Regions from separate parts of the Mus musculus genome. Here regions 1, 2, 3 and 4 are each linked to region 5. Evidence: chromatin loops called from intact Hi-C (ENCODE). Cell type or tissue: heart. All regions are shown on one strand.

Evidence for each region. A loop is a pair of places that touch in the nucleus more often than their neighbours do. Peaks named below come from ENCODE experiments on the same cell type or tissue, not always from the same donor. Only the 100,000 strongest peaks of a DNase experiment are listed, where the experiment ranks them.
Region 1: it touches region 5 in a loop (7-fold over the local background); 35 of 42 quality-filtered maps call a loop at or near these places.
Region 2: it touches region 5 in a loop (3-fold over the local background); 2 of 42 quality-filtered maps call a loop at or near these places.
Region 3: it touches region 5 in a loop (7-fold over the local background); 15 of 42 quality-filtered maps call a loop at or near these places.
Region 4: it touches region 5 in a loop (8-fold over the local background); 12 of 42 quality-filtered maps call a loop at or near these places.

What each region holds. Positions count from the first base shown.
Region 1 is chr6:71,925,710-71,930,709 of GRCm38, reverse strand. Polr1a (polymerase (RNA) I polypeptide A) reads right to left here. Exons shown (of 34, transcript NM_009088.3): 8 at 4,321-4,426; 9 at 3,899-4,061; 10 at 1,231-1,401; 11 at 923-1,045. Among named protein-coding and RNA genes, the nearest start is that of Polr1a, 19 kb to the right of the region's middle. In heart, a CTCF peak has its summit at 2,581 (motif pointing left); a DNase peak (open chromatin) is centred at 489.
Region 2 is chr6:71,907,038-71,912,037 of GRCm38, reverse strand. It overlaps Ptcd3 (pentatricopeptide repeat domain 3), which reads left to right and starts at 3,276. Exons shown (of 24, transcript NM_027275.3): 1 at 3,276-3,404; 2 at 4,192-4,244; 3 at 4,349-4,385. The coding sequence starts at 3,298. Polr1a (polymerase (RNA) I polypeptide A) reads right to left here and starts at 2,985. Exons shown (of 34, transcript NM_009088.3): 1 at 2,799-2,985. The coding sequence starts at 2,875. In heart, a CTCF peak has its summit at 2,034; DNase peaks (open chromatin) are centred at 2,967 and 3,277; H3K4me3 peaks cover 2,956 bases; H3K27ac peaks cover 2,904 bases.
Region 3 is chr6:71,866,910-71,871,909 of GRCm38, reverse strand. Immt (inner membrane protein, mitochondrial) reads right to left here. Exons shown (of 15, transcript NM_001253681.1): 12 at 3,107-3,330; 13 at 352-483. It also overlaps the pseudogene Gm17825. Among named protein-coding and RNA genes, the nearest start is that of Snord94, 13 kb to the left of the region's middle. In heart, a CTCF peak has its summit at 2,915 (motif pointing left); no DNase peak of the experiment used is centred here.
Region 4 is chr6:72,095,827-72,100,826 of GRCm38, reverse strand. It overlaps St3gal5 (ST3 beta-galactoside alpha-2,3-sialyltransferase 5), which reads right to left and starts at 3,219. Exons shown (of 7, transcript NM_001035228.2): 1 at 3,045-3,219. The coding sequence starts at 3,123. In heart, CTCF peaks have their summits at 1,968 (motif pointing right), 2,863 and 3,064; a DNase peak (open chromatin) is centred at 3,306; H3K4me3 peaks cover 3,116 bases; H3K27ac peaks cover 4,026 bases.
Region 5 is chr6:72,162,807-72,167,806 of GRCm38, reverse strand. It overlaps Gm38832 (a long non-coding RNA gene), which reads right to left. Exons shown (of 2, transcript XR_869176.3): 1 at 4,914-5,000; 2 at 1-454. Among named protein-coding and RNA genes, the nearest start is that of Gm38832, 3.4 kb to the right of the region's middle. In heart, a CTCF peak has its summit at 2,716 (motif pointing right); DNase peaks (open chromatin) are centred at 2,746 and 3,356; H3K4me3 peaks cover 324 bases; H3K27ac peaks cover 1,230 bases.

The DNA.
Region 1 (5,000 bases), 240 kb after region 5:
GAGCATTAGAGTCTCTCCTCAGGATACAAGCTATTAGCAAATAAACCCAGATCTTAAAAAGAAAAGATCAGAATGCTATGGAGGTACAAGGCAAAGCTGGGGACACTCCAGGCACTGAGGTCAGAGCCTGGATGGCTTCTACCTTCTGCCTACCAGGCCTTTCCTCCCAGAGATTCAAACTTAAGGATATTATGACTGGCTTTCCTTGGTATATATTTCAGCTTTTGGATGCGAAGACCTCTGGTTCCCGGGAGGCAATGAACCCAGGAACTGTGCTCTCTGCCTGTTCTTGACACATCAGGCCCAGGAAGCCAAACTGTGCCCAAGACTCAGAACACTTTAGCTCTGCTTATTACCAGCTGCCCCAAGAGAGGCAGGGTGGCGTGTAAGGAAATGAAACTCTGCACAGAGGGAATTAAACCGTCCTCGAATTATTGACCTCGAGGCCCATTAAGGAGGAAGTCGGCTAGAGAGTGCTGCTAATGAGCACCAAGGCTTTAACTGGCGGGGAAGTGAGAAAAGGAAGCTGGCTCGCCAAGGAGCGCTAATGGGTGACCAGGCAAGCCACTCACCCCTGGAACTGGGAGAGACAGATGATACACACTCGCTGTCCTTCTGAGGGCTCTCTCCCATCTCCACTGCCAGACACTCAAGTCGGACTGACATCCCTGCCCTCCTCTTCTCCCGTCATGGACTCAGTTGGACAAGAAAGGTTTAAAGACTAGGTTAAGGTGCTCTGGGGCAAAAGTCTTCTAGGATGGCAAAACCATTTTGTACCTCAAGTTCCTTCCACATGTGAAGCAGTGGAAGCTGTCCCCATTGGAGCCATGTTGATCTACCATCAACTCTGTCCCCAGCCCTTGATGGCACACCTATCTCCCAGCCACCAGTAGCAAAATGAGGCCTGCCCACAAACACGTACCATGGGGATTCCGATCTCATTGGTGTTGATGTACATGTCTGGGCAGATGACCGAGCGGGCTGCGTAGTCAACTCGCTTTCCCATCATGTGCTTCCGGAACAGGCCTTCCTTCTTCTCTAGGATCTACACAGAGCAAAAAAGTGCCAGAATATTAAATAGTTCAGTCATGTCTACTGTCTTCTTGCTTCTGAAACAGTGAGTATAATGTGCACTTATTTCTACACATGCAGACGCGAGCCGGGGATGCAGACCAGTTGTTAGCTGCTGACCCTCACCAACATGTGATCGGAATCCAATTCACTGCTCACCTGTCTTATGCCAGGGTACTTTTCCAACATCAATTTGTCCATCTCACTGTCAAACACAATATTGACGTGGCTCTGAAGGCGAATCCAAATGTTGTAAAGTTTATCTGTGAGAGACGGGCCTGGAAGCAAACCCAGGAAGGATCGGTCGATAGCCACTGAGGAGTCATTTTCCTGGGAAGATAAAGGCAGGAAAATAGGAGTGATTGAAAAAACACTTGGTTACTCAACCTAGCCCTTAATGAGAAACAAAAAGGGGAGCAGGAAGGGGGCTGGAGAGATGGTTCAGAGGTTAACAGCACTGACTGCTCTTCCAGAGGTCCTGAGTTCAAATCCCAGCAATCACATGGTGACTCATCTGTAATGGGATCCAATGCCCTCTTATGGTGTGACTGGAGACAGCTACACCATATTCATATAAATTAAATCTTTATATTAAAAAAAGAAAAGAAGCCCTGGAAGCTGACAGATGGTACTGTACTTGTTAGTGTGTATCAGTAGTACACATCAGCTCCAGCCCCTCTATGAATGTATCAGCTTGTCTCTTTTAGTTATAAAATGAACTCAAAATTCATCAGCACAGCAGCATTGCATATATCTATAATTATCAGCCACTTGAGAAGTAGAGGTAGGAGAGCAAAATCTGGTCTCAAAATCAAAACTACACTAAGATTTAAAAAATAACGTAAGCAGGTTCTATCTTAAGCTTCTTAATGTCTAGTCCACCCAAACCAAGGGGGTCTTAGCAGCCCTTCCCGTGGGCACTCTGTTGCTGAGGGTCCCACCAGACAACAGTTTCATATGGAACTGCTACTTCAGTTACAGGGTTAGGAAAACATTAGTGAATTCATAAAAGTGCGGTGGAGGGCTTGCCTAGCTTGCTGGAAGCCCTGGCTCCATCTCCAGCAGCACAGAAACTGGCAGCGATGGGGCACACAGTAAGCCCAGCACTTGGAAGGTGGCAGCAGGGCATCAGAAGTTTAAGGGCAGCCCTGGCTATATGGTAACTTAAAGGCCAGCATGGGCTACATACATGAGACCCTGTCTCCAAATAATAATAATAATAATAATAATAATAATAATAATAACAATAACAATAATAATAATAACAGCCACCACCACCAAATAACATTACTATTATTTTAATGCAGGTAGAATAATTTCTTAAGAAAAATGTTTGCCATATAATACTGTATGTCACCAGTTATAATGTGAGTCCCCAAGTGGGTTAGACTAAGCTAACTGGCTCATCCTCAAGCTTAAATATTTATCTAATCATGTAAAAATATTTCTATCCCTAATCCTGACTCTTCTTCTTACCTACCCAGGGAAGAGAAACACAGAGGTCCTTAGAGCACCACCTACTGGCCCCATCTGGCTACAAACAGTGTGTGAAGGCAGATGACAATGCCACAGTGATAATCTGGGTTTGTCCCCATTACCAGGGAATAAAGGAGTCATCTTGGAGGGTACATATAGTTCTGCAGACAACATTACAGTCCTTTCACCACCTGCATGATGGCAGAGGCCTGTCTAGTCAAACTCACTGCTTATAGTCACATGATTGCTGTTGAAATGAACAAGACCTTGTCCCCTGGCTTCTGGTATGTCCCTAGTCCCTAGGGGACAGCTCCTGAGAGATCAGTGCCATGGGAATACAATGATGAACACAAATAGGAAAAAAACAAGAATATGTCTAATTAATTAAAGGGAAATTAGCCGAGGGATCAAGACAGTATTGTTTGTTTTTTTTTTTTCCCCCTAGAGATAGAGCCCTGTTACTATTGACAAAAGCTAGTCTCTACTCTTAAGGGTCACTAAAATAAAATTCTCATTCCTACTCATTGGATTTGATTATCCTATGGTCTTCAGTCTTCCACACTGGACCAGGACCTGCAGATGGCAACTCTTTCTTATGCTGTTAAAAGCACATCCACACTGACTCATCAGTAAAGTTCAGTAGAACCAGACAAAGGGTCAAGAAGTCATCCAAAGCTATGTGCCCAGGAGACAATGGTGTCACCCTGGGACAACCCTGGCTTATAGCAGCACTGTCTGAGCAAATGACATGGAATATGAGAGGTCTGTCTCTCCAAAGCTAGAAAAAGCCATTCTATTTACATCCTGACCACAGTTCAGGGATGGAGTGACCTTGGCAAGTCACTTTGAATACCCAATTTAGCTTTAATTTACAGAGTTTGATGTAAGACCTGGAAAGGGCTAGGTAACTGTCAGTGGGGATGGTCTTATTCTAGAAAATCCCATTCTACATCGTCTTCCTGGCTCCATTGCTAAAGACCTTTCTGAGCCAACACACACATCCTTAGAGCCGGAGGGAAGATGACTACTGAGACCTCCAAGAACAGCCTGGGTGTGAAACCTCACCATAAATGTCATACACTGTATAGTGAAGATGCGTCCAAGAAATCAAAGTGACTAAAACCACTGGCATGATCTTTGGATATTGAACCCAAACAATACCTACATTTATCTATAATCAGGCCTGCACTTGTCCTAACAAGTCACACTGCCAACCAGGGGTGCTGCCCACTGCAGGTAGCATCTTGCAGCAGCCACAACATCTGTGTCCACACAGTTAGAACCAAGTGTGTAGTTCTTACCAAACCTGTCCTTAACCAAGACATTGTATCAACACCGAGGCAGCTCTGACCTTGTCTATGGTGAGTTCTGTCATCTCACAGGGCAGTTTCTGTTCTTGGGCCATCAACGCCAGAAGTTTCCGGATCAAAACTGCATCCTTCATGACAGCTTGCAAGTTTACTGTCTGGCCATTAGTGAACATCTGGTCACCCAGGCGATTGACGGGACGGTACCTACAGGGTGGCATACAGGCTTCATGAATGTTTTTCAGCCTCCTAACTATTTACTGAAAGAAGCACAGCTCAGTCCACTAGAAACAACCACCTATGTCTAGGACAACCAAATGACAGAGAATGCTCAGGCCACTACCTGCAACCTTGGTTTGACAGCTGTTTGATTTCTCAGTGGCCCAACCCTTCCAGGCCCTCCTACGTGACCCTGCTCAATTCCTCAGCCCACCCTTTTCATGCAGAGTAAGTTAAAAGGAGTTACCTGGATGGCGGTACGACTATGAAGTCTAGAAAGAACATACTGGGGTTGAAACTGGACTCTGGGCCAATATCATCCAATCCCGAAAAAAGATAATTCAGAAAGAATCCTGTGTTGAAATAAAGTAACCAACAAGACCATTTAAGCCATTTATGCATAAAAACATAAAAATGTTACTAAGAAAAAAAAAACAAATCAAAACAGGATATGGGATGCTATGCAGAATAAGAAAATACTTCTTATAAAAACAAACAAAGTCAGCCTGGGCATAGGACAGCTTGTATGCAGTAAGATAAGATGAAGATGCTGAGGGCCAACGGTACTTCAGTAAGGAAATGAGCTATGAAGAAACAGGAAGCTTAAGTCACCCTCCCTCCTAGGTGTGGAATCTTACATACATAACAAAATGTTTGCAAGCAGGGGCGTGGTGGCACAGCCTGTAATCCCAGCAGAGGCAGAGGCAGGCGGATTTCTGAGTTCAAGGCCAGACTGGTCTATAAACTGAGTTCCAGGACAGCCAGGGCTACACAGAGAAACCCTGTCTCGAAAAACAAAAAACAAACAAAAAAAATGTTTGCTATTTTGGACTCTGAACAAAATTAATCAAAATAAAAAAAAAAAATCAAGTCAAATAAAGTTTAGTCTCTTAAAAACAAAAGATAATGGAACATCCTTTCTCTATA
Region 2 (5,000 bases), 260 kb after region 5:
TACCATCCCGATTTTGCACCCTAGGGGGAACAACAACAAATGGTTGAGTTGTGTGGTCAGGTAAACTGACAGCAGTCCACAAAGAACAAAGCTGTGCAGAGCTGGGAGACTCCCAGGGTCAAGGCCACTGTGAACACAGAGGCAGCTCTGCAGCTGTGGCTCACTCTTATCAACATGGTCGGTCACCTTTCTCTGGCTAAGCTAATGTCAACAGACACGTTATCTAACTCAAAGGTGTGTGTGTGTGTGGTCTCTTCCCCCAGCATGGAGTCAGTAATGCTAAACAAGTTACTTAGCTGTCTTGTTAATTTTTGAAAATGCAATGAAATATACATAAAACTTAACATGTTAACCATGTTTAAGAGCGCAGTTCAATGGTACGAAGTACACAACACTGAGCCGAGCGCTGGTGGCAAAGGCCTTTCATCTCAGCATTAAGGAGGCAAAGGCAGGCAGACATCTGGGAGTTCCAGGACAGCCAGAGCTACACAGAGAAACCTTGACTCGAAAAAACAACAAACCAACCAAAAAAAGCCCCAAACCCCCACAACACATACCCTCTCTTTCACAAACTAAAAGGAACTGCCTTTCCACTCTAACACCTGGTTTCTATCAGGCATCTGCTATGTCACCTACATATCACATTTTACCTTTTCTTTCTCCTGCCACTGCCCTAGGTCAGTTCTCCCATCATGTTTTGTCCTTCCTTCCTCTTCCTGTCCACCCTCCAACAGCTGTCAGATCTATTCTGAAGTGAAAATGTAGCCAAGCAAATATCACCCTCACAACCTTCCTAGGAGTCTGCTCTTGGAAAAAGGATACTTTCTATAACCCACAACAGTAGTTCTCTGTCTTCCTAATGCTGCAACCTGCATAATACAGTTGCTTATGTTGTGGTGACCCCCAACTTAAAATTATGTCATCACTACTTTATAACTATAGTTCTGCTTCTTTTATGAATTGCAATGCAAGTGTTTGATATTTGACCCACAAAGAGCTCGGAACTCACAGGTTGAGAACTGCCGTCCTACAAAAGTTTCCCTTGATGAGACAGTGCTGAAAGTTTGGGATCTGGCACTAAACAATTAATGCTCCTTTTAGTCAAGTTAGAACTGGTAGCCTTCCATCTCCTTCGGAGTAAAGGCTATGCCCTTAAAATGACATGGGGGTTGGGGGTGGGGGTTCCTGGTCTCTACCTCACTTTATTCCAGTCACCTTGGCCCCTTGCTGTTCCTAAAAACCACAGGCGGTGAAGGACTTAAATATTCATAGTGCCACTGAATATTCACAAAAGCTCAAAAACATATGAAAAGATGTGTGCATTCTTCAAATCATTGCAAGTCAAAACCACAGTGAGATACCATAACCCATCAGTGTATGATCAAAACAAACACACAAACCAAACACACAGCTAGAAAGGACTTGGAGAAGAGGGAGTCTTTATGTATGATTGATGGGAACATACGATGGTGCTGAAATTATGAAAAACTGAATTAACTTCCTCAAAAGGTTAAAAATGGCATTAATGTCTAAACCAGGAATTCTGAGTCTGGGTGTGTACACACTTTAATAGAAGCCTCATTCACAATTGCCAAAAATTGGAAATAGCCCAAATGTCCATCAGCAGATGAGCTGATGAATCGGCATGTACGCGCGCGCGCACACACACACACATCTATCTATCTATCTATCTATCTATCTATCTATATCATGTTCTATTTACTTAACCCTAAAAAGGAAGGAAGTTCTGATCTATTTATCTATCTATCTATCTATCTATCTATCTATATCATGTTCTATTTACTTAACCCTAAAAAGGAAGGAAGTTCTGATCTATTTATCTATAATTTTGAGGACAGTATGCTAAATGCATTGGCCAGTTACAAGAAGTCGGGGCTGACTGACTCCTTTTACTTGAATAGGGGCCTGAACAGTCAGAATAACTGAAATAGAAAGTAGACAGGTGGTTACCATGCGGCAGGGGCAGGGAAATGAAGACTGACTGATTACATATGGAGATTGCAATGGCAAGATGTGTCCTAGAGGGGGTAGTGCTGATGTTACCAGTGTGGTCTACCTTTTTGTTTGTTTGTTTTTTTATTTTTCGAGACGGGTTTTCTGTGTCCACGAAGCTCTGGAACTGACTCTGTAAGACCAGATTGGCCTCGAACCCACAGAGATCCTCCTGCCTCTGTCTCCTGAATGCTGGGAGGGTTTGTTTTGTTTTGTTTGTTTTTTCAAGACAGGGTTTCTCTGTGTAGTCCTGGCTGTCCTGGAACTCACTCTGTAGACCAGGCTGGCCTCGAACTCAGAAATTCGCCTGCCTCTGCCTCCCAAGTGCTGGGATTAAAGGCGTGCGCCACCACTGCCCGGCAATGCTGGGAGTTTTTAATGCATGTTGAGTTATTAATGGGAGTCTAAGAAGCGTGTATGCTATCGTGATCAAAAAGCATTAGAGAAGAGTCCCCAGGACTTCATAGCCAGGGTCTTGATCCAAGATTTAAAAGTTCATCATCGCTTGGACCAGAGGAGACTAATTAGGAAGTTGATAAGCGTGTGATGTAATGTGATTATAAATGACATAAAACTAGTTGATTAATGAGGAAGATGAACAGATGAAAATGCAGCAAGCGCATTCCTTCCCATTACCAGCAAGCAAGCACTAGGCAGCCAGCCCCCCACCCCCCACCCCGACCCCGCCGCCCCCGGACTGGCTCGGCTCAAAGCCTTCTGGGAATCGTAGTTCCCAGCTCCAACTTCCACAACCCTGTTCTACACGCATCCCACTAACTCCTTACTTGAGCTCTTCGGCCGAATACATTCCGAAGGAAATGCCCTGAAGCCGCCTCCATGGTGTGTGCTTGGAGGCCAGCATCTTCCGAGTCAGTTTTGAGGTCCGTCACTACGAGAGAAGTTCCAGTCAGCCGCAGAGAACGCCACTTGAGTCTTGTAGCGCAGAGCCACCATGTGTTTTTCCACTGCGCTTGCGTGCGAGAACCGCGGCTTGGCAAATTGGCTTGGACGAGTTCATTTTTGCTTTCGGGGTGGGTAAGGAGTGGAAGAAAACTGTCTCAAAACCCTCCTTCAGTTTAAAAGCAAAATTACACAGGAGACTTTAGAACAGCATTTCAAGTAAGTTTATTCGAGGTGAACGATGTGTACTGAGCGTTCCGCTGCTAGTCTAGCCAAACAGGACCTTGTGACCACCCGTTTGGAGATGAGACGTTCCACGCCAGCCCCGCCCCTCGACCCTGGAGGCGGAGGTCGTTCCCGACGTGCTCCGCGAAGAGTCCAAAGATGGCGGCGGCGGCGGTTGCAGCTCGCCGCCTGTCCTTTCGCAGCGGGCTTGTCTTGCTGCAGACCACTCGGGGGACGGGTGTGTGTGAACCGAAGGTCTGTTGCAGGTAAGAAGACCCAGAGTCATTTTGGTCTTGCATTTCCCTGAGAGTCGTGAAAGTAGGTAAGATGCAAAGGCATTTGTATGGTCGAGGCCCGGCCCTCTCAAGGGTAACACGAGGTAGCGTCGTATTTAGTGATCTTTAGATCTGCGAGTTCGGGAATTCTTTCGGAAAATTTTTATTGGTTGGTTGCAATACTATGTATAGCCAAAATTACCCTTTAAACTAGGGCCCTGTTCTCGTGAAGTTTACATTTCCGTGAGTGCCGCTACAAGCCCCTACACAAATTTCTTTATCACCCCCCCCCCTTATTCATTTTAACCCTGCAAAAAAGAAAGGGCAAAGTAACAGATCTTTCACAAATAAAGGGCAGGCTAATATTACCAGTATGGACTGAACGTTATGAGAACCTTCAGCTAAGAATAAGCTAAGACTTTAGTAAAAGCAGAAAGCCTTAAAACGTCTGACCCCATTCTTTCCATCTGGTGGTGTTGCAAATACTTATGTAATTTCTTTGTACATCCTTCATGCAGTGGCCTGGTGGAAATAGGAGGTGGTTTTAAGTCAGTTGTAGAGTGGATAATTAGCTCATACGATGTCTTTGGACCAATACAAAAAAATAAATAAAACTGGGTTACAAGTTTACACTACATCTAAATGCCTCTATAAATGTGGCTCAGAATGTGTGCATGCGGGTGGAGCTGAGTCAGCAGAGCTAGCGGTAGGAGCTGAGCTGAGGCCATCAGGGAGCAGTGCTAACAGTGGGATTTTTGTTGTTTTGTTTTTAATGCAGATTTTATGCTGGAACTGAATCCCTCCCAAAGGTTGAAGGATCAGATATAACAGGTATTTTTAAAACTATGGAAATAGAAGTTTTTAAAAATGAAAAGACATTGTATTTCTTTGTGTTGTTAGAAAATTGTTTATTTTTATTTTTTTTTCTACATAAGGGATTGAAGAAATAGTCATTCCAAAAAAGAAAACATGGTGAGTATTTTGCTATTCACTTACCAGGTGATTGGGTATTTACTGTAAATAAAACATAAGGATTTAAATAGTGCCTAGCACATAGACAAATACCATGTTAGCTGTTATTTTTTAAGTCTTGTTATATAATTTTATGTGTAAACTATACATTTAATTTATAAGTGAACTATTAGGTGTACTTTTGTTTCATTTGGAGTGGCTATTTGATATCATTGTATAAATATGATTAGATTCATTTGTTTCCCTGCATAAGAATAGGAACAGTGGCTGACCATGGTACCATACTCCTTTAGTCTCAGGAGGCAGAGGCACAGGGATCTCTGCATAGTAGGACTAGTGTACCTACTGAGTTCATACAGTAATGCCCTGTCTTTAGAAACAAGAATAGGGATGAGAGAGCACTGGAGCTAAGAGTAGGGACTGGGTTACCTGTGAATACAGCATTCCAGCGTACGCCCCTTTGCACACCTCTATATCCAGAAAAACGACAAGAAATGCAACAGGAAGAGTATTTACAATGTGCTACAATCTAGTTGTCACCTGCCTGTGTTGTATCTTATAGTCCTATATGTATGCAATTTTACCCGTATAGATAGACAGAATTTAGGTATATAT
Region 3 (5,000 bases), 300 kb after region 5:
TGTAGGCACTAGGTAAGCACAGAGTATACACCCATATATGCAGTAAGCATTTATATAGAGAAAATAAAAAATCTTTTAAAAATGAGACATTTTTGTATTGCAACCCACACATATTTTCAGATCTACATACCTGACCATGAACACAGCATGGCTGATGTAAAACGAACTGGTTCTGTAATTTATAACTAACAAAAAGCCTATTTCACCCAAGCTAGGTACCACTTTATTCTTATCTTCAGAGTGCACAGGAAGGAGAAAGGCTAAGGAAGGATGTGGTGCAGCTGTACAGGACAGGCAACATGTGTGAGGCCCCGGGGAGGAAGGAGCGGAAGCCCGAGCACAGGTCCTCACCTGTTCAAATTCATACTTCAGTTCCTGTTCCTGCACCTTGAGGACATCTCGTAAATGATCAGTGTGGGCAGCTGCCTGCCGTCGAAGTTGGGTCCGCATTTCATTCTCCATGGCATCTCTGACTTCTTCTACCTGTGAAACCAAGCGCAGCAATGGGCAGCTCTCAAACGTCCATATGCACGTTTAGGGAACGGGAGAGACTAGTCAGGAAGCTAACAGTAGCAGCAGCTCAACTCCACTGATGTGCCAGGCATGTCTATACGATTATCTCATGCTTTCCAAGAGCCACAAAGCCAAACACCCAAAAGCAACTGAAACAAGGTCACATAGCTACACAGAAATCCTACTTCAAACATGGGTCTCTCTGGCCTCCAAACTTGTGCTTCCTTCCATCATGCTGCCATGTGGCCCCCAACACAGAAACAAACACCATTATTTGCTGAATCACACATAACACAGGAAGTAACTTATTCCAAAATGTAGAGCAAAGAAACCTAGCTAGTTCTAAGCTGGGTGCAAACCCTGTTTAACCATAACTGCTCATGTTCATGTTCCCACCTTTTTGCATGGTGACAGTGCCAACTTAAGAGAAATCAATGTGAAAATTAGTACCCAAAAGGTACACTTGAACACATTTCTTTGAAACCAGCAGCTTATTTTCACATGAGTTTAAGTTTAACATGGGCCAGTCAAAACAAGTTAGGAAATGCTCCGTCCTGCTTCACTCAGCAATTAACCACGGGTATACTAGACATCAACATAAACTACCTTGAACACAAACTCATCTTTTCTCAGATTTAGAACAATGAGTCCATTTAAGACCAGCCCCGTGCTGGACAGAACCTACTATCTTCTTGGATACATGACTGCTCAGACAATGCACACACAGATCCTTGAAGCAGGAACACTTGTTTCCAAGAGTGAATGTGAGCAGGATGCCCACCCTAAATACCTAACTCCCACTTTCACTGAAAACAGCAATATAGCAGAAACTGACCCATACATGCTGCTTAAAACTGAAAGAGGGGTGTTGCTGAGACAGTGATGTCCAAGTGTAGAACTAAGGTTTAAGGAGAAGAGCCAGGTTGGAAGCACACAGCACAAACATCCCAGTGAAAAATACAAAAAGACACTGCACAGAGAAGAAAAACAAAAACAAAAGCTAAACAAGATTCAATAAATAAATAAACGACAAACTTACAGAAGGCAAGTATAACATTAAGAGTCTTTGGGCGTTGTTTAAGAATCTGGACTAATGCTCTTATACTGAAAACCCAGAACTCAGGATAAGGTAGCACTATAACCGTTTGTTCCTATCAGTCACAGCTAAGTAACAAGGTGCCATTTTTAAATAAACAAAAGTCGAGGAGACTGCTGGGAGTTCTAAGCCAGCCTGGTTACACAGCAAGAACCTGAGAAACTATTGGATTAAGATAGGCAAAAAAAAGAAAAGAAAAAAAAAAAAACAGGAATTAACTGTGGATGCAGACTGAATGTAAGAGTCTCTGATAAAAAAAATAGCCACCAAAAGCTCTCTCCATCAGCCAAGCAAGATGCCCAAAGGAAAGAAGACCAAGGGGAAGAAGGTGGCCTCAGCTCTTACTGGCAAGAAACAGGAGGCCAAAAAGGGGGTCAATCCTTTGTTTGAGGAAAGGCCCAAGAACTTCGGCATTGGGCAGGACATCCAGCCCCAAAGAGATCTAACACACTTCATCAAATGGCCCCACTTCATCAGGCTGCAGCAGCAAAGAGCCATCCTCTATAAGCGGTCCAAAGTACCTCCTGCCATTAACCAGTTCACCCAGGCCCTGGACAGGCAGACAGCTACTCAGCTGCTTAAGCTTGCCCACAAGTAGAGGTCAGAGACAAAGCAAGAGAAGAAGCAAAGGCCTGTGCTGAGAAGAAAGCTGCTGGCAAAAGGGGATGTCCCGACTAAGAGACCACCTGTCCTCAAGAGCAGGAGTCAACCCAGTCACCACCTTGGTGGAGAATAAGAAGGCTCAGCTGGTGGTGATTGCCCATGACGTAGACCCCAATGAGCTGGTGGTTTTCCTGCCTGCCCTGTGTCGAAAGATGGGGGCGCCCTACTGCATCATCAAGGGAAAGGCCAGGCTGGGGTGCCTGGTCCACAGGAAGACATGCACCACTGTTGCCTTTACACAGGTTAACTCGGAAGACAAGGGTGCTCTGGCTAAGCTGGTGGAAGCTATTAGGACCAATTTTAATGACAGATATGATGAGATCCATCGCCACTGGGGAGGCAACGTCCTGGGTCCTAAGTCTGAGGCTCGCTTTGCCAAGCTGGAAAAGGCAAAAGGCTAAAGAACTCACCACTAAATTTGGTTAAATGCACACTAAGTTTTCTGTATATAAATATAATTACAAAATTATCAAAACCAAAAACATAGCCACGCCAATAGACAAACAAACAAACAAATGGTGAACAGAGGTATCTCTTTTCCTTTGAATAATCACACCTTCAATTGCCAGAGGTCCTGAGTTCAATACCCAGCAACCAATTGGTAGTTTATGACCTTCTATAATGAGATCTGGTGCCCTCTTCTGGTCTCAGGCATACATGCAGGCAGAACACTGACATAATAAATAAATAAATAAATCTTTAAAAAAGAAAAAAAAAAAACCCTAAAACACCACTCTAATGATAGCTTGGCACAAATTATATTTACCACTAGCAGGCAGTGACAGAACAAACAAGGTTAACTTCAAATGTCAGGTCATTCTCTTCCTCCACTACCTTTCTGTCCTGCTCAGCCTGAATTTCACTTCTGTGGTGCTCCAATGCTTTTGCCACTGCAGAGTCAAAGGTCCGCTTTTCTTCTAGCTTGTGCTTTTCCAAGGCTAGCTCAATGTGCTGCTTCTCTGTGGCTTTCTGTTGTGCTAGCTCTCTGTTGAGCTGATCAATGCGACGATGGGCATGAGCAATGAGTGAGTTCAGGTCATCAGTAGAGAGTTTGCCAGCTAAACAGGTAACATCAAAGTGTTAGTGCTGTCACTGAAAATATACTGCAGAAAGAAGCTAACACAAAATTCAAATCCTCCAGTCAAAGTAGCAATTAAAAACTACTATCCAGCAACTAAAGCACTATCAATTCTAAGCAAAATAATGGGTGAGTCTATAATAAAATGATAATAATAATAATAATAATAATAATAAGTGTGAGGCAGCATACACTGCTCTTTCTAAGAACTCCAAATCAGTGTAATCTGAACTCATCATGTCCTGGCTTTCTAATTTACTAACTTTACTTCTAAAAAGACAGCTTGTAGACACAATCACTACTATATGCCATTTTATGTAGAACTATGATTAGCCCTAACAAATATTCAGAAGGAAACCAACTCCCACAAATTCTCCTGTGAGCCACAAGTACACTGACAGACACACTCCCTACCCCTCCCCCCCAAAACAAGCACACACACACACACACACATACAGACACACACAAGTATTTTTATTTTCTGTATATGGGTGTTTTGCCTGTATATCTGTCTGTGCATCATATGTGTGTCTACTGTTGTAAATGGCCAGAGAAGAGGCACCAGATCCCTTGAAACTGGAGTTACAGATGGTTGTAAGCCTCCGAGTGAGTGCTGAGAAATGAGCCAGCTGTCCTCTGGATAGCTCTTAACCACTGAGCTATCTCTCCATCTGTTTGTTCCTTTCCTTGAATGCACACTACCTAGAATAGTAATCTGTGATCAATGATACCCAATGGGATCACTCATGCTCCTTTTTAATACTCATGCCCAAACACTCAGTTATGCACACATACACTCACTCATTGCGATTTGTTGGTTTGTTTGTTTTAGAAGGGGAAGTAATTTCACACTCCACAGTATTCCAACATTTACTAGAGATTAAGAATGAAGGAAGGGGGCTGGAGAGGTGGCTCAGCAATTACAAGCACTGACTTTTCTTCTGAAGGTCCTGAGTTCAAATCCCAGCAACCACATGGTGGCTCTGTAATGAGATCCATCTGTAATGAGATCGGATGCCCTCTTCTGGTGTGCCTGAAAACAGCTACAGTGTACTTACATTAACTAAATAAATAAATAAATAAATAAATCTTTTTAAAAAAATGAAGGAAGGTTCCTGCCATAAAATACAAATATGGGCAATTCTGTATGATAAATGATCAATTCATCAAAAAACAAGTGAAAAGCAAAATATATAAGCAAGCAAACACTGAGACTCATTGAGTAATTTCAATGTGTGGGACATCTCTGAATCCTGGTTTGAATTAAAACCGTAATTAAAAATACTATAAGTAAAAAGTCTTAAGCACTGTATATTTAACAGCATTAGAGAATTATGAAACCTTAAGCATAATAATAGTATTCCGATTGTCTTTCTAAAAAAACACTCAAAATATTTAAAAGGAAAAAGATATATTTGGAGTCTGCTTTGACATGAAAGCTATGAACAGATGAGACAAAACTGGGCATTGTTTTGATAACTGATAAAGTTGGGTAAAATATCCATGGGAGTTATTTGTATTTTTTTTTTTTTTTTGCTTTTTAATGTTTGAAGCTCTTTGAAATAACAAGTAAAACAAAGACCTTATTGTATATAAACAGACACATACCTCACATTTAAAGCCTTACACTTAACACAATTATTCTTGATT
Region 4 (5,000 bases), 67 kb after region 5:
CTACTGTGTGGGCTCTGGAGACTGAATTCAGGTCACTAGGCAGCATGCACCTTAGCCCACTGAGCCATCTCACTGGCTTCGTGTGTGTGTGTGTGTGTGTGTGTGTGTGTGTGTGTGTGTGTATCTATCATGACAGCATCTCCTATACCCCAGCTGACTTTTAACTTGCTCTATAGCAGCAGCTGATCTTGGACTCCCAATCCTCCTATCCCCCTGCCTCTATCTCCCAAGTGCTGAAATGAACAAACGTGCTCCAAGTACCTACACAACATTTAAAGAGGAACAAACCTCATCTGGTGTTCAGGTAAGTTAATACCGATTGATGGAGCCTCTCACTTCATTTTTCCCCCTGCTCCTTCACACACCCCACTAATTCCCTCTATGGGAGTGCTCCTGGGTTTCTCTCCCGGGAGAGCTCTAATGCCACCATCCATATTTATGGCTTCCTCCCACACCCCCTCTGCTAACACCTGCCACCCACGCTGATCCAGTCCTTGCTTCTCCATCCTCCGCTGTTATTGTATATATATATATATATATATATATATATATATATATATATATATATATATATATTATATATTCCCAGTTGTTTCTATGCCAAGCCTTCCCAGCCAGACTGGAATGAAGAGCATGCTCTTGGAGGGTGACGGCTGTTCTCTTGGTTCCATAAGCAGAGCAGAATAAAGTCCTCCTCTAAAGCTAGATAGACGTGGAGGGTGACTCTTTCTCCTCCCCACATGTCTTGGTTAGGGTTTCTACTGCTGTAACACCATGACCCAAAGCAACTGGGAGAAAAAAAAGGGTTTAATTTCAGCTTACAATTCCACGTTGCAGTCCATCACTGAGGGAAGTTAGGACAGAAACTGATACACTGCAGGAATCTAGAGGCAGGAGCTGATGCTGAGAGTATGGAAGAACACTGCTTACTGACTTGGTCCCCAGAGATTGCTAAACCTTCTTTCTCATACAACTCAGGACCACTAGCCCACAATGAGCTGGGCCCTCCCCACTTAAGAAACTGTCTCCCAGGCTTGCCTCCAGGACAATCTGGTAAGGGCATTTTTTTTCAAATGATGCTTTCTTTTCTCAAATAATTCCAAGTTACATCAAGTTGACATTAAAAACTACCCAGCACACCATTAATCTGCCAAGAGACAGCTGCTAATTCTCTACTACTTTGCAAGCCCAGTAAGGGAGCAAGAGGTGGAGGAGGCAAGCCAACGACAGGTGTGTTTCTTGATTACCTCCCTGTCCAGTCACCCATTTGACTTGTTTTGATGACATGGGGCAGTGACCAGTGTATGTCAAGCTGAATGCATTTGCAGAATCATCATAAATGTGTGCTTTTAGAATTTCCTGCCAGCCCCCAGCATGCCATTTTCCAGAAGCCTTGTCACACCTCCTCTTACTCTGTTTAAGCCAGGCATGTTGGCACAAGTCTGTGATCCCAGCACTTGGATCAGTGGTTCAAGGCCAGCTTCGGATGCACCAGTGAATTCAAAGCCAGCCTGAACAGCATGCTATCCCCGACTCAAAAACCCAAACCAACCAACCAACCAACGGACCGACCAACCAACAAAACAGCCACCCAAACCTCCAATCATCTCAATTTCTTTTCAAGTCTCAAAGAAAACACTATCAGCCTGATAGCCACAGCACCGACCACATAGCAGACATGAGTGTCAGGAGATGCAGCACTCTGACTACAGTGCTCTGGAAGCTCATATTAATATTCTCTTGACCAAAAACTTGGAAATCAGACAATTCCTAGCCCTGCAACCAGCAATGTGAGAAACCATTCTGAGCTGTCAGGATATGGAATTACACAAAAGAAACCAAAACCTACTTTTCTGGTCCTTTCTTTCAGCAGACAAATCCCTCTTCTCAGGCCCAGCATTTGCGTAGGGCTGCAGGTAGAAGAGGATTTACAGTCATAAACCAAGGGAAGGCTTGGCTAGACACCAGAGGGCAGAGATGAGTGTGAGTCTCCTTCCTTTGTAAGTCTAAAACCCAGCACAGCTCTTGGCTGAAGGAACCTGAAACCCATCGGTCCCAGAAAAAGCACAACACATAAAAATGCCTCTTCCTCCTTTTAAGTACATCTACTTACATTTACACCTAATTTTGCAAAGGCAAAATTCATATATGTGAATTAAGACTGAATTACTGGGGGGAAAGGTATAAAAATTTCATTTCCAAGTCAGCTAGTGATTCTACAGAGTTCTCGCCAATTGACATATTTATTCTAAATGGTTAAAACCACAAACTCATTGTGGAAGAGACCCAAGCCAACAGCAAGTTAAGTCTTCCAGTACAGACCTGGAGAGCAAGCTCCCCACAGGAGGATATCAGTGTCTGCCAAGGTCATCCAGCTGATGTGCAGTAGGGACAAGAGCTTTCATTTACTGGGGTCCTACCAATTGTTCTCTAACACCCTCTCCGCAAAACAAACAAATAAAACAGCGCACAAAGAACGCGTCCCCTCGTCAGGACACAGCTTAAAATTTCCAAGAAACCAAAACGGTCTCCCAATGTGTCTCCTCCGCAGGACTGGCCGCAGAGAGGGGGCAGGGAAGGTCACCAGTGAATTTCTGCCAGCAGAAAGCTACCCACTTTCACACTGCACGTCTACCCACATGGATGCACCAGGAGGGTTCAGGCGCCACTAGTTACCCTGTACAAGGTTCCCCAAAGCAGTCAAGGGAGACACTGAGTCTATTCGACTCTGCCGGCTCAGAAGGTTCCAGCAATGAATTAAAATCCCAGAACCAAGCGACGTGAAGAGGGCCACTCTGGCTGGACCTGCCACGCGGGGCAGGTCATCCTTACCCGCAGCGCCGCGTCCACACCTGCGCAGGCTGCGCCGGGGGCGCCCATGTAGGCAGCCAGGGGCCGCGACCCTCCGCCCGTGTCCCCTAGCAGGCGCGTCCGGCGTCGCAGGGCTGGGGAGGAGCCGCTGGGCCTGGGGTATCGCAAAGGCGGATCGCCGCTATCTGGGCTCCCCGGTGTCCGCTCTGCCGACTGGGGGCTGCGCCACGTACCTCGGCAGGCAGGTGCCGCTGCTTGGCTTCGCAGCTTCTGGGGCCTCCGCGCCGCGCCGCCCACCGCCTCTGTGTGCATGCTAGGGAGGGAGCGCTGGCAAGCCGCCAGCCCGGGGCCCCGCGCCCCAGCCAGCCCCCGGCGCCGCGCTCGCGCCAATTCAGCCCCGGACAGTCCGCTCCCCCGCGCGGATGCTGAGGGGGGTGGGGGTAGGCGGGGGCGGGGTCGCGCGTCACGAGGATAAGGGAGACCAATCAGAGTGCGCCGAGGCCCCGCCTGCGAGCGGACTGTCCCCCCGCCCCCTCCGACTGCTAGTGCGAGGGGGAGCGGGACAACTCCAGCCGAGAAGTAGGTGGGGCGCCAGGCAGCCTAGGATGAGGGTGCCCCGCGCTCGGGGATCTCTTCAACTCTCCCCAGGCTTGCGCGTGATTAGATAGTGGAAGGCGTTCCGGAGAACCTAAGGTGGCTCTGGACCGGTTAAAGGCTTTGACTGAGCATCCAATTAGGAGTCGGAGCTGGGGAACTAAGGGGCTTGACGTAGTCACGTGCTTTATTCGCCAGCTGCCCACTGGTCTTCAGGTAATTACTGGTCCTGGGTTCCTGAGACCCAAGAGACAAATACCAGGACAAGCTAAATCAGCGGTTCTCAACCTGGGGGTCGCCTAATACCAATGGAAGACACGTTTATTTACATTTACGATTCACAACAGTAGTGGAATTACAGTTATGAAGTATCAACGAAAATACTTTTTATGGTCAGGGGTTACCACCACAACTTGAGGAAGTGTATTAAAGGGTCGCAGCATTAGGAAGGTTGAGAACGATTAGGCTACACGGTTGTTACTGTGCTAGTTACCAAAGCCAACCAACTTGTTTTAACAGGAGAAGGAACTGAGGTCTGTGTGGGACTGAGGGTGAGTAGCTTTGAAGTCATTTGGAGGCCGAAGCAGGAACAGAACCTGGGCTTGGAGCGCTCAAATCTTATTTGTCTGAAAGCTAGAGAGGCCCTGGCCTCTCACACCTTATTTTGGAAAGGAAATGCCATACGATTTTTAAAAACACATTTAATAAATCCCAAAATTGGTGCATTAAAAAGGCCTAAAACCGGACTGGATCTCCCTTTTAGGATATTTTTCCCCATGATCTTCTAGAAAAGCCGACAAGAAAGGGATCCAAAGCGCAGAGTAAATGATATAATGTAGCCAAGTTCTTCTGAGGATGCAGACCCTTTGTTACTGCATGTGTGTGTGGGAAATCCCCTAGTGCCATAGTCTTTGTTATATTGGAATAGCTTGCCTTCGACCTCAAGAACATTTAACCACAAAGGGGCATTCTGATAGTCAGGAGGCACGCTTTCCAAGATAACAGCTCCAGTTTTCTTGGTGACTGCATAGCAAACTCCTTTTTGGGTCTGCTCAAGGTCCCGTGCTAGATCTGTGTATCAGCTGAGAAAATTGAAGCTTTGTAGTGGAAGCTTGTCAGCCTGTACAAACAGGAAGAGGCCCTGGGCTAGCTTTTAGAACTCCCTTCTCCAGCCCCAATCAAGCATGGCTATCCATCTTTTACCGAACAATAACCCTCTCATTTTGAGAAGGAAGATCCTAGACCCTGAGCCAAGAGCCGTTATCAGTTTTCCTTTTTACAGCAGCTTGCTCTCTTTGCTCTTTCTCCAGGGTGGAGAGTAGAACATGGTCGCCTGGGAACTGGGGGATGCTCTCTGGGTAGTCAATGCCAAGAATAAAGACATAGGAAAGAACGGAGTAGGTGGATTCTACTTTCATGGCTATCCAAAACAACAAATCTGTATGATTTTAAAGCGAGGACACTGGAAATAGTCTAGAAAGGGAAAAAAAGATGGAAGAAAGCCTGACATGTGGCTAAAGCCAGTGGGTTGGCCAAGGCTGGTCAGACACTAGCTAGCTGCCTGGAATGACTATAGCAGGAAAAAGATTGCAGAG
Region 5 (5,000 bases):
TTTTGGTCATCTATTGTTGGATGTGGGACCAGGCTTTAAGAGTGGTTTGTGTCCCCAGTGAGACGCTGTTGGAAAAAACTGTTTTGTTTTTTTTTTTTTCATTTGCAAGCAGTTATCAATTAGATATGGCTTCTGAATTAGAGATGAGGGCTCGTGTCCACTTCTTTCAGCACTGGGATCATATCTGGTGCAGACCCACAGAGGCCCTGTGCATGCTGCCACAGTCTCTGTGAGCTCTTGTGTGTATCGGCCCTGCTGTTTTTAGAAAGCCTTGTTTCCTTAGTGTCTGCCACCCAGTCTGTATCTTACAATTTTTCTGCCTCCTCTTTCAAAGGATTCTCTTGAGTCCCGAGGGAAAGGAATTCATGCAGGCATCCCATTTAGGACTGAGTGCTCCAAGATCTCTCACTCTCTGTCCGTTGTCCAGCTGTGTGTCTCAGTATGTTTCCAGCCACTGCAGGAGGAAGCCTCTGTGTTAATGTGTTAAGCTTAAGACATCGATCTATGACTAGAGCAGAATGTTGTTAGGAGTAACACTTTATTAGTTCATTCCTTTAGCAGAGCAGGAGTATTCGATTTTTCCCTAGGTCCCTGGCCTATCTTGTCTCTGGTTCTTGACCATCAGAACACTATCAGGGATATAGTTCATCTCATGGAGTGGGCCTTTACTCAAATCAGATATTGGCTGGTTACGCCCACAAGCTTTGTGCCACTATTGCCCTAGCACATCTTACAAGCAGGTCATTATTGTAGATTCAAGGACTTTGTAGCTTGATGGGTAGTTACCTTTCTCCTTCGGTAGTGTGCTGAGCACCCTCAAGTATCCAGAACAGTAGTCTATAGGGTGATGGCTGTATGTAGGCATCAACTCTACTTCTCTGTGTTCAGTGAGTTGTGTGGTTGTTGTCTCCAGGAATAGGGCTTTACTATCAGTTTAAGGACAACAGCCAAAAGCTTTGGCAACAGCCTGGGTTGGTTGGGAGTTCCAATGGGATGCCTTTGGCCAACGACTCAATTAGATATAACCCATTACCAGCACAAGAAGCTCATTTGGTGACCAGAAATGTCCAGTTGGGGTTCCATCTCCCATTATTTGATCATTTCATTTAGATTTAGGACACTTCTATTGTGTTAGTTTCCCCATGACCCCTCAAATGGCTCTTAGTGCTATCAGTCTCTTCCCATATTCTTTCCCTTACTTCTTCTTTCCTCCTGTCCCCATTTTATCCTCCTGTTCCTGCCTCCCCTGTCCACTTATACTTACCTGTTTTATTTCTCCTTCCTAGGGACATCCCTCCCTCCCTCCCTGCTAGTCCCTTACTCTCTGCCAAACCTCTGTGGTTATCTGGATGGTAGCCTGCTTATTAAAGACTCAACAGCTAACATCACAAATAAACAAGCGTATGCCAAAGTTGTCTTTCTAGGTCTAGGTTACTTCATTCAGGATGATGTTTTTATTTCCTAATTTCATGACTTTATTTCTCTAATGGCTGAATGCATTCCATTATGTAAACTTATCACATTTAAAAATATATATTCATCCATTGGTGGACATCCAGGCTGTTTCCAATTTCTGGTTATTATGAATAGAGCAGCAATGAACATGGTTGAGCAAGTAATGTATAGTATAGTACCGTATAGTATGATATAGAATAGTACCGTATAGTATGGTATAGAATAGTATGGTATGGTAGCATGAAGTAGCCTTTAGGTAGATGTCCAAGAGTGGTATAGTTGGATCTTAGGTAGATCAGTCCCCATCTCCCTGAGGGTCACCACACTGATTTCCATAGTAGCTGTGCAAGTGTGCACTCCCACCAGCAGTGGAGGACTGACCCCTCCCTCCATGTCCTCACCAGCATCTGCTGTCACTTGTTTTATTGAACTTGATCATTGTGACTGGTATAAGATGAAATTTCAAAGTTGATTTGCATTTCTCTGATGACTAACAATACTGAACATTAAAGTACTTCTCAGCCATTTGTATTTCCTCTTTTGAGAATTTTCTGCTCATATATGTACCCCATTTTTAATTGGGTTGCTTGTTTTCTTGATGTCCAGTTTTTTCATTCTTTATACATTTTAGAGATATTAGCACTCTATTGTTGGTAAAAAAAAAATCTTTTCCCATTCTGTAGTCTATTACTTTGTCTGAGTTATGATGTCCCCTGCCACACAGTAGCTTTTCATGAGGTTCTATTTGTGAATTATGTTCTCAGTGTCTATGCTAATGGTGTTCAGTTCAGAATGTCTTCTTCTGTGTCAATGAGTTCAAAACTATTTTCTACTTTTTCTTCTATCAGGTTCAGTGTATCTGATTTTATGTTGAGGTCTTTGCTTCATATGGAGTTTGGGCAGTGTTGTAAATATAGATCTATGTGGATTCTTCTACGTGCAGACAGCCAGTTTGACCAGTACCATTTGTTGAAGAAGCTGGGCTTTTTGTTTGTTTGTTTGTTTGGGCTTTTTTGTTTTGTTTTCCTCCCAGTGTGTGGTTTGACCCATGGGAATTGATGTTCTTCCAGAAAGAGATGACAGAGAAACAAAGATCGGGGACAAAGGCATGAGAGGGGAAGAGGAGCCTCTAGCTAGGACATCAGATAGGAAATGCGCAGACGGAGCGGGAAGGTTCTGTGTGTGCTCCAGCTGCTGGAACCCTGCAACAGTCAGTCAGGGCTGGAAGCTCGGCACTAAGAACAGTACACACGGCTTCACGACACTAGGTGGCGCTGCGTACCGGCTCATGAGTAATAGTCACTGGTTTTCTTTTCAAAAGCGAAGTCCCAGTGAACAGGCTCTGCTGAGTGGAGAAACTGCCAGAGGGGCTGTGACTGGCTCCCGCGCACACCAGTGCTGATGCAAAGTTAGGCTCCTAACTCCTGTTCTTGGCTTTCAAAGAATCTAGATAAATGGCTAGCAGAATCCTGAGTCAGAAGGCAGCCTGAAGGATGCTGAGGCCCAGACCGCCAGCCCCAATCGGTTTTCAGTGTGGCCCAACAAGAAGTCAGATTTCTTGCATCCCCCTTCCCAGGACACTCAACGCCCAGGTCCCCATGGCTTCTTCTATCCGCAGTCACATTGTTGGTTTTTAACGATGGGTCAAGGGAATCTTCCACTAGTATTCCCCTGGGAGTCCAACTGCCTTTTGCCCTGACAATGATCTCAGTTTGGCCTGCAAAGTTTCAGCTGAGGTCATGCCTGAGCCTACATTTGTCAGTTTGGTTTGGTAAGATAAAGTGAGCCATGCCATGCTGTGCTTTGAGAAAGTATATCCTGTTGTGAGTTGACAGTGTGTGTCACTTCCTTCCCTCAGCAAGCTCACTCTGTCTGCACTGAGTTCCAGCCTCTTGCCTCCTGCCTCCTGTTGATCACCCCCTGGCCTGGGCTCAGACTTGCTGAAAATGGCGTTTTGTCCCATGGTTAATAGCTTTGATGTCTGAAGCTACTGCTGGCTTCCAGCCATAAGGCCTGACCCTGCGTCCAAAAGCTTTTATTAAAAGAAGAAATGGGATGGGAAAAAAACTGGTAGTGTGCTTGCTCTTTGAGTGTGAGGCTGGGAGTTCAGATCCCAGAACCCATGTAAATGCCAGATGGGCAATCCCAGCGTTGGGAAGGCAGACAGGGGTGCCCAGAGCAAGCCTGAAAGCTAGACTAACCAGTATTGGTGAGTTCTGGGGTCAACTGGGAGATGCTAACTCAGTGAGTTAAGTGATTAACTCGGAGATCAAGTGAGACTTAATGTCAATCTCAGGTGCACAAGTGTGCACACATGTACCAGCACACACACACGTACACACACACATACACACATACACACACACACACACACACACACACACACACACCCCAATCTACCTTAAACCTGCTTACTGCAGCTTTACATGTGAGTGTGTATGAGAGAGAGAGAGAGGGAGAGGGAGAGGGAGAGAGAAAGAGACAGAGACAGAGATAGAGGGGGACAATGCAGGAAGGATACAATGCATAGGCAGGTAGTTTTTCCTCTAAAGTCAGAGTTCCTGTGGGTGGCCCATCTTTCCTCCAGCATGGAATTTTCCTAGAGGAACCCTGATGCCGACGTCCTCATTACACTACCTTTGCTTAATTACGTTCCCCCTTCTAGATGGAAACTCTGGTACAAAGGGTCTGAGCCGGTGTTTTTGCCGCCTAGGGATTTGGCTGGCAGAGGACTGCAGGCACTGATGGTGGTTATTCTAATGGAGCAGGGCCGTATTTTTGAGAGCCCTACTGGGCACTAGGATACAGTCATGAGTACCTTCTGGAACTGTGTTTTGTTTGCACAAAATGGCATTAGCAGTGGAACGGCCTGTCAGGAGAGTCAGCCGGAGCCACAGAGATGGGTACCCTGGGGAGGGGCCTCCACTCGGTGTCAGGGCCACAGTCCCAGACCTGGAGGATTTAGTGTGTGTGTGAAAATGAAGCCATCATCAGTTCAATTTCAGTTCCCAGTTTTGGAAAACTTGAGGGTGCATTTTCCATGACGGATCACCTAGGGCCTTTATTCTACCTCAGTCAGAGCAAAGCCAAGTAGGGAAAAATGGACTCTTGAGTCAGCTGATGCTACATGGAAGGCCCTGCAAGGCGCAGGATGGTGATTCCTTAGATATGCTGACTTTGCATTGTGGCTTCTAGGACTAGTATTTAAACAAAACAAAACAAAACAAAACAAAACAAACATTTTTTCTCTCTCTCTCTTTGCTTACAATCATTTCCATCAATGCATGCTGGTGGAAGGTTTTGACTGCATGGTGGAGTAGCTTTTAAGCTACTGGGATGTTAATTTTTCCACTAAGGAATTTACCTAACTATTTCTGTATTCACACAGAGACACAACAAGTAAATAAATCCAAATAAGTGGGTTTCCCCCTTAACTCATTGAAATAAAGAATACTTACAGTGTGTCACCTTTCAGCAGCAGTCAAGACTGGACAACAAAAAGGGCAGCTCTCTGTCTCTGTAGGAAACTGGGACTCTGACAAAGA